Linked DNA regions of Homo sapiens: region 2 is linked to region 1. Evidence: read pairs that join two places in POLR2A ChIA-PET (ENCODE). Cell type or tissue: Panc1. All regions are shown on one strand. Links, peaks and the distances in the headings refer to the core of each region. The heading gives the core; the rest is flanking DNA.

Evidence for each region. Peaks named below come from ENCODE experiments on the same cell type or tissue, not always from the same donor. Only the 100,000 strongest peaks of a DNase experiment are listed, where the experiment ranks them.
Region 2: POLR2A ChIA-PET joins it to region 1 with 5 read pairs; 2 of 35 experiments call an interaction of 5 or more read pairs at or near these places.

Annotation. Positions count from the first base shown.
Region 1 is chr5:119,051,825-119,054,746 of GRCh38, forward strand. All of the region lies in intron 1 of DMXL1-DT (DMXL1 divergent transcript), which reads right to left. Among named protein-coding and RNA genes, the nearest start is that of DMXL1-DT, 18 kb to the right of the region's middle. In Panc1, for the core only: no CTCF peak of the experiment used is centred there; no DNase peak of the experiment used is centred there.
Region 2 is chr5:119,228,782-119,231,703 of GRCh38, forward strand. All of the region lies in intron 38 of DMXL1 (Dmx like 1), which reads left to right. Among named protein-coding and RNA genes, the nearest start is that of MIR5706, 76 kb to the left of the region's middle. In Panc1, for the core only: no CTCF peak of the experiment used is centred there; a DNase peak (open chromatin) is centred at 1,383.

The sequences.
Region 1 (2,922 bases), core at 157-2,656:
ACTACTTGAGCCCAGGAGTTTAAAGTTTAAGACCAGACTAGGAAACATAGTGAAACCCTGTATCTACAAAAAATAAAATAAAAATTTAGCTGGGTGTGGTGGTATGTACCTGTAGTCCCAACTACTTGGGAGGCTAAGGTGGGAGGATTGCTTGAGCCCAGGAATTCGAGGCTGCAGTGAGCAACAGGGCGAGACCCTGTCTCAGAAAAAAAGAAAAAGAAAATGATACCCCAAAATATGGTGCTTTGACATGCTACACTGAAGAAGCAGACTTAAAGTCTATCTCTATGCTACCTCCCTGTCTCTCATTCTCTTTCCCAAAGCACCAAGAGGGACTCTCCTCTGGAATTTTCATATGGGACTAAGAAAAATTCTTCCAACAGAAATGCAATTGTCCCAGCCTGGCCAACATCTCTACTGAAACCCCGTCTGTACTGAAAATACAAAAATTAGCCAGGCACGATGGCACTTGCCTGTAATTCCAGCTACTTGGGAGGCTGAGGCAGGAGAATCTCTTGAACCTGGGAGGCAGAGGTTGCAGTGAGTTGAGATCGTGCCACTGCACTCTAGCCTGGGTGACAGAGTGAGACCCTGTCTCAAAAAAAAAAAAAAAAAAAAAGAAATGCAATTGACTTAAGAACCCCTCCCCAGGAATCTCATCAAATAACCAGGAAAAATTAGCCACCTAGAGAGGAGAAGCTACAAGGAATCACCACACCCAGACAGGCTTTTCGTCTGTTCATCTGAGGGCAGGGCCCACAGATTATGTGGAAGACTTTATCTGTGTAATGAGACAAGCTTTGTTTCTGTGCCATTCTGCCCCTCACCCTCCCATAACTTGCAACTCTTGGTCTCATCTACAAAATAGTCTCATTTACAAAATAGTATCTGCTGCCATAAATCTATATAAGCCTCGACCATCTGGCTCCTCTTCTAGTCTCATACTTTGTATATGGCTCCTGTATCCATATGCATGTTAGTAAGTTTTGCATGCCTTTTTCTCCTATTAATCTGCTTATTGTAAGTTAATTTTCAGTGAAAATGTAGAAGGCAGAGGGGAAGCTTTCCCTTGACTTCTACACACTGTTGGGCGCCCACTGCCTGAAAAAGCCAATGTCAACTAGGAGTCTTCTTAATTGTGTCTTAGTTAGTGGCTTAGCAAAGTTTCAAATGGCCTATAATCTGTCAGAAGGATTTATCTCCTTGGGATGTGCTATGGTCTGAATGTTTCTGTACCCCCCAAAAACCGTATATGTTGAAATCCTAAGCCCCAAGGTGATGGTGTTAGATGATAGGGCCTTTGAAGTCATGAGGTCATTTGGGCTGAGCCCTCATGAATGAGATTAGTGCCTTTTTTTTTTTTTTTTTTTTTTTTTGAGATGGAGTCTTGCTCTGTCACCCAGGCTGGAGTGCAATGGCGTGATCTCAGCTCACTGCAACCTCTGCCTCCCAGGTTCAAGCGATTCTCCTGCCTCAGCCACCCGAGTAGCTGGGATTACAGGCGCCTGCCACCATGCCTGGCTAATTTTTTTTTTGTATTTTTAGCAGAGACGGGGTTTCACTATGTTGGCCAGGCTGGTCTCGAACTCCTGACCTCAGGTGATCCACCCGCCTCGGCCTCCCAAAGTGCTGGGATTACAGGTGTGAGCCACTGCACCTGGCCATTAGTGCCTTTATAAAAGAGATACAAAACAGATGCAATGTTATGTGCCTGTAGTCCTAGCTATCAGGGAGGCTGAGTCAGGAGGACGCTTGAGCCCTGGAGTTTGAGTCCAGCCTGGGCAAGATAGTGAGACCCCATTTCTAAAAAACTCTATGTAAGGAAAGTTTGGTTTAAAAATAAAAAAAGACACAGAGAGACCCTTGCCCCTTCCACCATGTAAAGACACATGGAGAAGGCACTATGAAGTGAAGTGAGAATGAGGGCCCTCAGCAGACACTGAATCTGCCTTAATCCTGGAATTCCCAGTCTCCAGAACTGTGAGAAATAAATTTCTGTTTTTTATAAGCTATCTAGTTTATGATATTTTGTTATAGCAGATTGAACCAACTAAGGATAAATCATGTCCTAGCTAATGAACTTTACTTTTATAAAATTATAACTTCTCTTTGGAAACCTTATGGCATTTCTGAGCTAAAACAGCAAGTAAAGAGATGGAATCAGTCTTAGGATTTACCTCATCTTTAGAACACAACAAAAAGTAATCTACATTTGGGGTTTATGTTGTTTATCTTTGTTGTTGTTGTTTATTTGTTTTTTTACTTAAACATAGCATCTTATTATGTTGCCCAGGCTGGTCTCGAACTCCTGGTCTCAAGCAATCCTCCCACCTCAGCCTCCAGAGTAGCTGGGACTACAGGCATGCACCACCACACCTGGCTTCCATTTTGAATACAGGTAGAATCACTGAGAAACTTACATTCTTTGAATTCTTGGTTAAGGAATTGTGAAAAGTAGGAGTGTACCTCAATAAAATTCTAGGCGTAGTTGCCCAGGACTATTGTTGATTTTCCCAGGAAAAGGCAAACAAATATAAACTCTTGATCTAAAATATCAAGGGGCTGGGCATGGTGATTCACACCTGTAATCCCAGTATTTTGGGAGGGTGAGGCAGGAGGACTGCTTGAGGCCAGCAGTTCAAGACCAGCCTGAGCAACCTGGTGAGACCCCATCTCTATGAAAAAATTTCAAAAATTAGCCAGGTGTGGTGGCATGTGCCTGTAGTCCCAGCTACTCAGGAGCCTGAGGTAGGAGATTGCTTGAGCCCAGGAGGTTGAGGCTGCAGTGAGCCAAGATAATGCCACTGCATTCCAGCCTGGGTAACAGAGTGAGACCCTTTCTCTAAATTAAGTAATTAATTTTAAAAAATAGCAAACAGTGGAATTTCCTGGGAGAACCATCAACTCTTTAATAGAAGTTAT
Region 2 (2,922 bases), core at 307-2,806, 180 kb after region 1:
ATAGTAAGGTTACTGTGGAAAAATATTTAACCAGAGTGATAATTAAAAGACATCAAAGGCAAATACAGAAAGTTATGTTGTTGTAGAAAAATCCTTAGCTATTTTAATGTTGTAGGAAAAAAACCTTAGATATTTTAATATTGAAATATAGCTAATTTAATAATAATGTTAATATTAACATTAGGTCTTAGGTAATCAAAGACCTAAAAAGACATGAAGCACAGGAAATTATCTTGATAAAACAAAATCTCGGCTGGGCGCGGTGACTCATGTCTGTAATCCCACCTCTTAGGGAGGCAGAGGTGTGGGGATAGCTTGAGCCCAGGAGTTCAAGACCTGCCTGGGCAATATAGGGAGACCCCATTCTCCACAATAAAGGAAAAAAAAAAAAGACAAAAAAACAAAATCTCGATTTTGTAGTCAGATTGCTTAAAAGGTAAAAATAATAATATTAACATTAGGTCTAGGTAATCAAAGACCTAAAAAGACATGAAGCACAGGAAATTATCTTGATAAAACAAAATCTCGATTTTGTGGTCAGATTGCTTAAAAGGTAAAGGAAAACCTTTCATAATCTCTTGTCAAGAGAAAACCAATACTCCAGTAAAACTTTGCACCAATGTACTTCTGATATTAAGGCTCATCATTCTTTTAATAACATATATAAATACACACATATTAGCCAGCTTGGCCACACATAAAATTATTTTTCCAAATTCCTCTTACACAAACCCTGTATAGCATTCTCGTATCCATGCATATTTTGTTCTGTACTCTTCCTCTTTCCCAATATGGAACAGTCTGCTTTAGGACAAAAATTATTCTTTTTCCCATAAGAAAAACATCCTTCATACCTCATAGCTTCACATTCCAAAAACATCTTACTTTCCTGACATACAAAATTATTTATCTATTTTCAGTAGTTTTAATTACATATATTGATTAGAATTCTTAACTGTTAGTAATGTTAGTTTCTAGTGAAAACTAGGTAATAAGCAGTTGTGCACTGTCAGTCACACCAGCATTCTATAGAGTAGCAAATCTATATCTTTCATAATTTACAGAAGCATGTTCTTTTTCATAGTATAGTTTTTCAGTGTGTCACAGGACACCTTTACTAACAGACCCAAATATCTTTATTCTTCTGCAATAAGAAGCCAAAAGTAGATAAGCTTATGTTTAGCAATTAATGTTTTAGTATTTTATGTAATTTGGAAGTGATCTAGATATTCAATTAATATCCATCATTTAATTTAACTTAATGAAATACTAAGGGTATAAGTTGTCAAAGGGATTTGGAAAACTGTTTTGAAGTAGACATAACACCAGACAAGGCCAGCCATCAAGTTAGTCATTATTTATTTTTTGCTGACAAATTTTGTAACAAAGATAACATGAGTGTATTTGACTAGTAAGCCTAAGTAAAATAAAAGTTGTATATCACATTATATTTAGTGCTGGTAACTCTTAAGGATATGCCTGCTTTAATTAAACCAACAAACTTAAATTTGCTTTCATTTACCAAAGATTATCCCACATCAGATGAACTTGAAAAACATTTGGGTCTGTTTCTATCTTTCTAAAAGTTTAAGGAATACTTAATTTATATAAGTGCTTATTTTAAGTGCGTTAGATATAATTATTAAAAATTAATTTTGACAATACCATCTGGTGATAGAAAAATATTACATATATTTAACATATATAAAGTCATACACAAACATACAGGCAGAAGCAGATTCTATAGTTTTCCTTCTAAATTTTGGCGATCTGCCAGATACAAAATATCAAACTCAGTCGTTTATAAAAAGGATATCTGGGCCGGGCACAGTGGCTCACGCCTGTAATCCCAGCACTTTGGGAGGCCAAGGCGGGCAGATCACAAGGTAAGGAGATTGATACCAACCTGGCTAACATGGTAAAACCCCACCTCTACTAAAAATACAAAAAATTAGCTGGGCGTGGTGGCACACGCCTGTAGTCCCATCTACTCAGGAGGCTGAGGCAGGAGAATCACTTGAACCCAGGAGGTGGAGGTTACAGTGAGCCGAGATCACACGATTGCACTCCAGCCTGGGCAACAGAACAAGACTCCGTCTCAAAATAAATAAATAAATAAATAAATAGGATATCTGGATCCAAATTGTGTTTCTGAAAATGGGACAAGATTACCCACCCAGATTGCTAAAACTTTACTATTATTTGTTGAAGACTTTTAAGATTTCTCATTTGTCTTTTGTAAAGACTCTTTTAGAGAGACAATTTACAGTTCATTTAGTCTTCTAGTAGCCTCTGCATACCAATCAAAAAATGCCTCCCACTGTTTGTGAAGCATTAGAGATTCCCTTTTATTTAGTGCTTCCTGTAGATGGACAATTTTGTGTAAATTAAAAACTTCCCTGTTGTGGCCACCATAATTCTAAATTGTCTTTGGTAAATATACTCATTTCTCTAGGAAAGCACAGGTTCTGGGTCCATAATGTTTATGCATAAAATTAGCTGGAGTTCCAGTTGGAGGAGTTTTTGAATTCCTTAAATTCAGATGAACCCATGATTTCTTGTCCTTCCAAAATCTTATCTACCTGAGGCCTCTGACTGGACCCAATCCAGTCAGGTTCAGTCTGACTTCTAGACCTGATCTGAATGAAAAATGCTTAAAGGATAAAAGTTGCAGGTTTCAGGTCAAGCGGTAACCTTCAAATGCACAGTGAGAAACAGTAGGCACAAGGGGCCTACCAGGAGGTAACTGTGCCTGGTTACTTGTTGCTCCTGGAGGTCATCATCAGGGGATCTCCTTCATGTTCCTCTGCTGAGAACTCTTAAAACATAGGTACATTAAAAATTTAATGAGTTTATTTTAGCTTTCAGCTCAAATTCATGAACTGGGCAACACCAGACCAGAAGCCATTAAGGCTTCACCGA